Linked DNA regions of Homo sapiens: all the other regions are linked to region 3. Evidence: chromatin contacts called from ENCODE Hi-C or POLR2A ChIA-PET data. All regions are on one chromosome and are shown on one strand. The core of a region is the stretch at or near the end of the contact, and the rest is flanking DNA. Distances in the headings are between cores, read along the strand shown.

Evidence for each region. Hi-C counts contacts between places; a loop is a spot of excess contacts on that map. ChIA-PET counts read pairs that join two places held with the same protein, here RNA polymerase II (POLR2A). Pooled maps may share reads with other maps.
Region 1: a pooled map shows a loop between it and region 3 (2.3-fold over the local background). The contact joins two enhancer-like sites. A Hi-C loop is called at or near these places in 1 of 50 pooled maps. POLR2A ChIA-PET finds 5 or more read pairs at or near these places in 3 of 52 experiments (GM12878, H1 and IMR-90).
Region 2: a loop to region 3 is called in a map of PC-9, with 12 times the contacts of the local background. The contact joins two enhancer-like sites. A Hi-C loop is called at or near these places in 1 of 168 maps with a recorded cell type or tissue (PC-9) and 7 of 50 pooled maps. POLR2A ChIA-PET finds 5 or more read pairs at or near these places in 5 of 52 experiments (GM12878, OCI-LY7, PC-3 and 2 more).

What each region holds. Positions count from the first base shown.
Region 1 is chrX:22,219,732-22,222,971 of GRCh38, forward strand. It overlaps PHEX (phosphate regulating endopeptidase X-linked), which reads left to right. Exons shown (of 22, transcript NM_000444.6): 18 at 1,882-2,012. All of the region lies in intron 9 of PTCHD1-AS (PTCHD1 and PHEX antisense RNA), which reads right to left. Among named protein-coding and RNA genes, the nearest start is that of PHEX-AS1, 48 kb to the left of the region's middle. Within about 2 kb of position 1,405, at least 3 of the 41 ENCODE cell types and tissues checked have a DNase peak (open chromatin) inside an H3K27ac peak, as active enhancers do.
Region 2 is chrX:22,059,515-22,062,539 of GRCh38, forward strand. All of the region lies in intron 3 of PHEX (phosphate regulating endopeptidase X-linked), which reads left to right. Among named protein-coding and RNA genes, the nearest start is that of PHEX, 29 kb to the left of the region's middle. Within about 2 kb of position 1,262, at least 2 of the 41 ENCODE cell types and tissues checked have a DNase peak (open chromatin) inside an H3K27ac peak, as active enhancers do; they include PC-3 and PC-9, where a contact is called at or near this core.
Region 3 is chrX:22,135,106-22,137,877 of GRCh38, forward strand. All of the region lies in intron 12 of PHEX (phosphate regulating endopeptidase X-linked), which reads left to right. Among named protein-coding and RNA genes, the nearest start is that of PHEX-AS1, 36 kb to the right of the region's middle. Within about 2 kb of position 1,271, at least 12 of the 41 ENCODE cell types and tissues checked have a DNase peak (open chromatin) inside an H3K27ac peak, as active enhancers do; they include PC-3 and PC-9, where a contact is called at or near this core.

The DNA of each region.
Region 1 (3,240 bases), core at 155-2,654, 85 kb after region 3:
CCTCAGCCTCCCGAGTAGCTGGGATTACGGGCACGTGCCACTATGCCCAGCTAATTTTTGTATTTTTAATAGAGACGGGGTTTCACCACATTAGCCAGGATGGTCTCGATCTCCTGACCTCGTGATCTGCCCACCTCAGCTTCCCAAAGTGCTGGGATTACAGGCATGAGCTACCGCGCCTGGCCTATTCTGATTATTTTAAAGTCTATACTTTCCTGATAATTTATATAATAGGATATGCTTTGTATCCCGATGACATTTAAGCAAAAAGAAAAAGCAGAATATGACATAAACTAAAGAAATGGCTTCCTTTGAGAGTCCTCATCATCATTAATCAGCACTCTTTTCTCCTTTAACTTTGGAGTATTATCGGAAGGCCACATGAAATCTCTGAAACTTACGGATTAGTAGCAAATTACTATCACATCCATACCCACACAGTGATTTACAGGCAGTCTCAGGAACCAGCTGCCCTAAGGCAACGTTATATAGAAGGGGACCTCTTTCTTCCATCCCTGTAGTATCTCCAACATCCTTCCTGGATGCCTACCCCAGGGCCAGAGACACTTAGGCTCTTCTAGAAAAGTCTTCCTGTACTCCCACCAGCCCTTCCTTAATCACCTAGATTTTTTGCTCCCCTGGTCTTCCCTTCTCTGTTAAAATGTGGCTGACTTGTAGTTATAAATGTGGCTGACTTGTAGTTATCTGACTCTGCAGAGCTAGACTTTCTGCCTTTGGGTGTTTGGTTTATCTGAGATGAGAGTCTTAGCTAAGAAAAAAAAAAGCTAATAGTCCTTTCTTCGTTCTGGACCTCTCTTGATAGGAAATTTAAGTACAGTTCCTCCCCAGAACCTTCTGGAGTCTTTCTCAAAGGACTGAATCTAATGGTGGCAATTTCACTCTGTAACCAATGCTTAGAACAGTGCATTGCACATATAAGTACATGCCCGGTACCTATTTAATGATTGGTTGGTTAGTGGGTAGAGGACAGTGACTCCATACTATCCCAGGGGGTGGTGTTAGTAGTATGTAGCCTTGCTGAAGAGTTTTGGATTGTTCCAATTAACAACTTTACTTACGGGACTTTTTTGTAAGCTCTCTGTATAATTAAATTTAAACGATGCCTCTGATTCTCATAGTAACCCTGAATATAGAAGACAGTCTAGCAGCATCCAAATTTTGTTTCAAAGGCTGTAGAGAAAATGAAGAGTGAGCACATAGCAAGAAAGCATGTGTAATCTTTCTTCCCATTGTGTTTTGGAGATTTTCATTCTTATTCCAAGTTTTCTTTTTAGAGCAATCTTCCCTGTCTAAGCAGGACAGATGGGCCTTCCGTCCACACTAGTGGCTGTGGAATGAATCATAACAGAGGTTTTATGTGTCTTTCAGCTCCTGGCAACTTGGAGGAAACAGGTTCCTATAGGGCTGAGTCAGGGTCTATGATCGCACAGTATGGATGACTCACTGGGGCTATTCCTATGGATCATTTGGAATTTCACTGGTAGTAATGCTCTGATTGCCTCCATGGGCTTTCTGAATGAAGCCATTTTATTTCATAATCCAGTGAACACTTTGGGTCAAATCAGGTGAAGACACAGAATCCAAGATTGAATAAGACTAGTATATGTAATAAATTGATGAATCTCATTTTTAAGGTGCTCTTTGTTCCTTAGAAGGAAAGAACTTCCTCAATTGTCTTTATCCTTTTTGCCCTTTTTACAATTAACCTGTGACATTGGAGAGAATGCAGGAGCTGATCTCAGGAAGAGTGTTCCCTGCTGTTATGACTGCTTTTTGAAGGCTTGTCGAGGTGAGGGAAAGGAAAGATGAATTTAGTTTCCATAAATAACACAAATGTCTTCGAACTTTTCCTTTTGCTAGGTAGAAAATATGATAAAAATGGAAACCTGGATCCTTGGTGGTCTACTGAATCAGAAGAAAAGTTTAAGGAAAAAACAAAATGCATGATTAACCAGTATAGCAACTATTATTGGAAGAAAGCTGGCTTAAATGTGAGTACAACTGTGGCTAAGGGGGGCACCTTGTGGTTCATTTTTCCTCATTTGGACATTAGCTTGCTTTAAACCATTGGTTCTCAAAGCGTGTTTACAAGATCAACAGCATCTGTCTTCCTTGGGAACATTCTTGAGTCCTACCCCATACCTGCTGAATCAGAATCTTTGGGGTTGGGGCCTGGTCATCCCTTAACCAGGCATGAACTTTTTCCTGATATATTACTAGGGCTGGAAAAATACCTAAATCCTTGCTATGCCTCAAATCTATTATACTTGTAGATGAATTTAGGTAAAAATCCATGTGCTTCTTTTAAAGGGAATGTTTATAAACACTGACTTGGTTCTCCTGGTTCTTAAACCATGCTCAGCCCAAGTGAGACCACTGCTCATTCAGGCAGAGAAACCAGAGTCTGTATCCTTGAATGGTGTCTAGCTCTTTTATCAGTGTCCTGGACAGCCATTTCTCTGCCTATATATTTTTAAATATCTACAACTGTGACATGAGAAGACCTAAAATGGGTGCTTCTATGTATCTCTATATAGTGCAGGGGTTTTCACACTGTGAAAATTCATCTGGAGTATATGTTGCTTCAAGAAAAGCATAGCAGAAAGGGGTTCTAGAGTCAGACATGGGTCCAAATCTAGGTTCAACTAGTTTTATGAACTTGGGCAAGTTACTTAATGTTCCTGAGTCTCAGCATCTTCATCTGTGAAACGGGTCAATGTTTCTGAACTCATGGATTTGTTGTAAGAATTAAGTGAGCAAAGCAATGTGGAGCACTAGCACAAGGCCTGACATAAAGCAAGTGCTCAATAAAAGATCGTTAGTTAATATTCCTGATCCTTCGTGACATACTCATTAGTACCCTATCCCAGGAAAAAACAAAGCCAAAGATTTTTGGGTTAAAAACCCCCCAAAAAACAATAGAACAGCTTTCTTGGAGGAAGGGAATTTATATTTCCTGATGATTAGTATATACAGGCATGAAGATGAAACTTTTCACTTAATTGAAACAAATGTATCCCCATACTAGTCCTGAGAGGTATAGATTATTACTAAGTGTACAGGTTTTACGTATGAGGTTCAAAGGAATTAAACTGAGGTTCAAAGAGATTAAAATCCACGGTAGAGTCTAGATTAGAGTTTAAGTAAGTCTGTACGACTCCAAAGTCCATACTGCTTCCCCTATATCATGCTGAGGTTCTTATTTTAAGTTCATTTTAT
Region 2 (3,025 bases), core at 12-2,511, 76 kb before region 3:
GAAATACCTGTTTTTCTTTGTAAGCCTATGTTTCTTATTTTATGTACTTATAAACATTATTCTCAGAATGGTCCATAGGTTTCAACAGACTGCTCAAGAGATGTAGGCAGAAAAAACCATTAAGAACCCCAGTGTATGTAAGGATTGCTAGAGCAAGATTCAAGAAGGCAGTTTTATTTAGCTCCAGCCTCTTGATCCATCTTAATTCAGGTGCTTGGAGTGGCATTGACTATTACGTGGCCTCATGGGTCCACTCATGCCCAAATCTTTGAGTACTTCACTGTCTAGACTCCCGGGGTAATGAGCATGTTACTGACAGTTAATATGTGTTTATGAGGATATTAGATGAAACTGGAGTTTGTACCAGTACCAACCCTTGAACTGATTAAATGCAGTCTTTATGATTGTCTATGCCTTGGAACCTGTATATTTTCAGGTGAAATTACTAAGGCTTGCCATGTGCTTATCATGAAAGCAGGGCATTAAAGGTCAATTCTGGGCCTGGCAGTGTACATCTGTAGTCCCAGCTACTCAGGAAGTTGGAGAGGGAAGAATGCTTGAGCCCAGGAATTCAAGGCTGTAGTAAGCTAAGATTGTGCCACTGCACTCCAGCCTGGGTGAGAGAGCAAAGCCCTGTCTCAAAAAAAAAAAAAAAAAAGTCAATTCTTATTCGAAGTGATATAGCTTTTATGAACAGTGCAAATGATTGGAAATAGTAATACACCAAGTAGAGTGTTTATCCATAAGCAGATACTACATGGTGTACAACAGAGCTAGCTTGTTATTCAATGTTGAAGACAGGGGCTGTTGATTGAACTTAGAAGGGTGGGGAGTAAGGGAGTAGGGGAACTGCAAACCTGGAGGTGCTGGGAGCTAAGTCCTAAGGGTCAGATCCAATATATATAGCTTGGCTTTGTTGGAAGGAAGGAATGAACAGGGCCTTTGGTGAGAGATGACAGGAGATAAGAGATGTTGAAATCCATTGGTGAGATTTTTGACTTGCAGCAGGGAATGCTAAGGTTTCTGAGAAGTGGAGCAATAGCCTGCAAAATGCTATGCATGGGAATATTGGCTGAAAAAAATGAATGGGAAAGCAGACAAGGGGGCATTTTTGTAGCATAAATATTGCCACACATTATGAAAAGTTTCCTGTGAGTTAGCTTGAATGTTGTAGGAGGAAAGAAACATTTCACTTTAGAAGATTGTGGGCTAAATTTAGGTTCCTTTGACTAAATATAAGTTCCTCAGCATGACTAATAACACAGGATATGTGCATCCTGAGAAAGACGTATACACCCACAATGACACTTTTCCACCTGCCCACACCCAGGTCCTGTTTTACAAGGTTGGTATGTTTAAGTGTATTTTACTTTGCAGTTGTTCAGAAGGATTGCATATTTTTGAAAAACTACTTCCTGAAAGAGGATGACTGTTTGGAAAGGAAAGAAAAATCCTAGCTGGCTTTGGTGGTAACAGTTGGGAGGCATACCCACGTGAGCTTTGGTGGTAACAATTCCTGAAGCTTCTCCAAGGGTCCACGTGTTCCTGCTGTTGGTTGCCAGAAGCCAGAATAATAATGGAGCTGAGAATATGGGATTTTTGTGAGAAATTCCAGGGGCATTCAGATTTCACAGCAGAAGCAGATGACTCAGATGTCCTGCGCCTTAGAGAGATGCGTGAATCCCTTACCTTTACCATACTCTGAATTGGTCAACGGCAGAATGGAAGCCCTACAAAAATTGAAAAGTTGGTTGCATGCTAACATTCATAGTGGAACTGAGTTGAAAATTTTATCCTTGTATTTCCAGACTCTCTGATTAGATTGTTTTAGCTATGCTCTCACCCCCAATTCTGAGAACTTTTCAACTGTGACTGAGGTGTGGATGGGTCAAGCATCTTTACAATGTGACAAAATCCCCATTTCTCCTCTGATTTACTACTAATGGGGAGATAATTCATTACTGTGAAGTGAGCCTTTAATAGATTAAAAAAGTTGTAAGAATATGTCACATAGGGCAGGACCTAACAGGGCTGGGCACTTTATTGAGGTGACCTTATTTAATAATATCATTAGTTATCATTTATTGGACTCTGAACTGAGCTCCCAACACGGAAGATGTAAGATTTATCTGCATTTTACAGATGAGAAGACAGAGGCACCAAGCAGTATAACTAGCCCAAGGTCACACGGCTGATATGCAATGGAGCCAGGATTAGATTTGGGCCATTTGACCTTTACTGCCTGGTAAAAGCCCTGAAAACTAGGAAGGTGATATTATTCCTGTTTTACGATTGGGCAAACTGTGGCTTAGAGAGGTGTATTAGTCTGTTTTCACACTGCTATAAAGAAATACCTGTGACTGGGTAACTTGTAAAGGAAAGAGGTTTAATTGACTCACAGTTCTGCATGGCTAGGGAGGCCTCAGGAAACTGAAAATCATGGCGGAAGGGGAAGGAGGCATGTCTTACATGGCAGCAGGTGAGAGAGAGTGAGCAAGAGCAGGGCAAACTGCCTTATAAAACCATCAAATCTCTTGAGAACTCATTCACTATCACGAGAACAGCATGGGGGAAGAATGCCCCCATGATCTAATCACCTCCCATGACGTTCTTCCCTCAACACGTGGGGATTATGGGGATTACAATTTGAGAATTCTGCCACTGAACCACCCATGCGGGGATTAGAATTTGAGATGAGATTTGGGTGGAGACAGAGCCAAACCATAACAACAGGTTAAGTAATTTACCCATATTCACACAATTAGAGACCTATAAAGATACCTTCCAGAGTAGTATTGTCCGATAGAAATATAATGTGAGTCACAAATGCAAGTCACATGTGATTTTATGTTTTCTAGGAGCCACACTTTAAAAAGTAAACGTGTCAGCAGTTGGGATGATATATTTTATCTACCCCAATATATCCAAAATACTGTTATTTCTACATGTAATCAATGTAGAAAACTTACCCATGAGGCATTTTCTCTTTTTTCTTTCTTACTAAGTCTTTCAAATGTGGTGCATA
Region 3 (2,772 bases), core at 21-2,520:
ATAATGAAGGAAGAACTGGGATGGTGGGTGGCAAGGCAGCGTTGGAGGAAGACAAAGAGTAGGTTTGATTTTTTGTTTCCCCTTCAAAAATCTGTCAAAGCTGTCCTCAGTCACATAAGGCACAGGCTGATGAAGGCAAGAGCACATGGGCTGTGATGGGAAACTCTCCAGATGGTAGACAACTTTCAACACCAACATATTGTTGTTTTATGAAGGCTTCATTTATTTGCTGAGCTAGCTTGTGGTATGTGGAACAGGATGTGTCTTGCCCTGGGCAGTTGAGCGCTTAGTGTATTAAGGGCTCTTTATCCTCGCCTGACCCCACATGAACCGAAGAGGTGCTTGCATGAATTAGTACAGGACCACCAGGGTGGAGGGTGGGGTGGAGTGTGTGTGTATGTATAGGTGTTGGGGGTAATGTGTTATGAATAGCTGGATGCCAGGGGAATGTTCTGGGAAGTGCAGTCAGTTCTTTGAGCAGTGTGGATTGCAGTTGCCTCAGGGAGCTCTTCTGAGTGGCATAAGGGAGTGGGTGCCTCACAGTTGGCCCTTCTCGGCAAGTGGCCCATGGGTCCTTCTTGAAGCAGGACTATTCTCAGTTCTTCTAATATTAGACATGTTCCTGTTTGCCTCCCGAGTTGCTCTCCAGTCTTCTATTTTATTTCAATGAGAGCTGTCAGTTTTTCTTCTAAAAGCGTTCTTTGAACACTCTGCTTTCTTTGAGCTGAGTTCAACCTGCCAGGAACTCTGCTAGTTCCACGACAGGTACAAATATCAAAGGCAAATTGGATCTCACAAAGTTCCCCGACTGTATCTTGCATTTCAGAGTTCAGAGAAGTTTCTTTAACGAAATGCAAGAAAGATGGATGTTGTTGAAGCAATTTCAGCAGTTCTTTGAAGTGGGTCCTTTCCTGGACCCCAGAAGATGTAAATTTTTTTTTTTTTTTTCCCCTCAAAATTAAATGAACATGCAGTTCTTAAAATGACCTCTGGGTGGAGCTCGTGGTACTCACAAAGAACACTAGCGGCGTTGAAAGCTTTTATGCAGCTTTCTACTCCGGCGTTGTTTTTGAAAAAAAAAAAATTTCTTGCCCTTTTTCTCTGCTGTCCTCGATTTGATTGCCTTTTAATAGTCAACAAGAAAGGAGAGACTTTGCCTAATAATTCCTTGAATCTTAGATGGAAATCTCCCACTATCTTAGGGTTTTGTCTTTCTGATACTGAGTAGCCCCTGCATTAAGAAAGGATTTGCCTGCATTTGAAGTGGAGGTGAATAACTCGCCTGCTCTTCCTGGTATGACTTGGCACTGTTCTTTGGGCATGTGTTGTATGCAGTGTATCACCCAGGCGGAAGATTTCTCATCAATAATAGTGCCCACACTGGGCCAATGCTGAGTCACTTGGCAACCCATTGGGAAAGCTGGAAAAATGTTCTGATTTGTGAAAGGGAGAAGCTTTTCTTTCCCTCACCATGAAGCTCTGGACCGCAGCTAATTACAGAGCCTCCTAAGAAGTGTTAACCTCAGCATTCCATAGTGACCGACCTCCTGAACCGGGCAGGTACAGAAAGCTGCAGTGTTCTGAGGCCTAATACCTTGGCTTTTGTAGCAATGACCTCGTCTCAAAATGGAAGTGTGTGGATGTGGCTTTGTTGTACTCTTTGCTAGGGGTGTTCACTGTAAAAGATAAATGAGGATGCCTCTGCTCCCGTGAAGGGTAAATTTGTTTTCTCTGTCTCCCTGCCTTTTCCTGCTCATCTCTTAAGAGGTCACGAGTAGTTTTTGTATTGTGAAACTGATGGTGTAGGTTTCAAGTGGAAATTTAGTATCGTGAAATAAGCACCGCTTTTTGTTTAGGATTCTCTGTTCCCTGCAAGCATGTGCTCTTATTGTAAATAAGCAGCAAAGGACAGGGCATCTGTTATTTTTCTGGTGACCACAGCTGTTGAATGAGTGTCAGGTGATAAAATAATGATTTTAGGGGTGTCTTCTGGAGGATTTGCCCTTGCCAGAGTAGAAGAGGAGGATCTCAAGGTCGCTACATCAGGATTCTGACTGAGACCTGGCAGGAGAGCGTCAGATCAGGAGGAGCAACTTCCTGAGCTTGGCTTATCTCCAGCTGGATTTGACTATATAGCCAAAAAGCTGGATCCCTTCGGAATTATTTGTTTGTTTGTGCTCTTTGCCCCTGGGACCTAAGTTTGTCAGGTCACATCCAAAGAAAAATAGCAGGATGGGACTCACAGGGAGGTGGCATCCTAATGATGCTCTGAGGGAGTGGCCTTAACCTTGGCCACAGCAGGTGCAGAGAAGTCGGCTGAATGGTCCTAAATTTATTGGCATGTGACTCTCACACACAGGCTTTGAGTGAGGTGGTGAGAGTTTTCTTGCAGAGGGCGAAACAGAGGTGTAGCCCACTTCTTTGGCTTTGTCTCTAAGCTCTACCAGGCCTAGGTACTGGACTTCTCCCAGGTATGCGGTCAGGGCTCTGCTTATATCCGGAGCCTGGTGGTTCTCAAGGTGTGGTTCCAGACCAGTAGCAGCAGTGGTCCCTGGGAACTCATTAGAGATGCAAATTTTCACATCCCCACCTGCTGAGCTCTGGGAGTAGGGCTCAGTGCCTTGTGTTTTACCTGGTGATTCTGCTGCGTGAAAAGGGTTGGGAACCCCTGTCTTGTCCTTACCACTTCACAGCACACCTGCCTGACTTCCAACTGCAGCCTCCTGCATTTTGGCCAAGAGCATTCTCTCCCTGCTACAGCCTGCTTTGCTA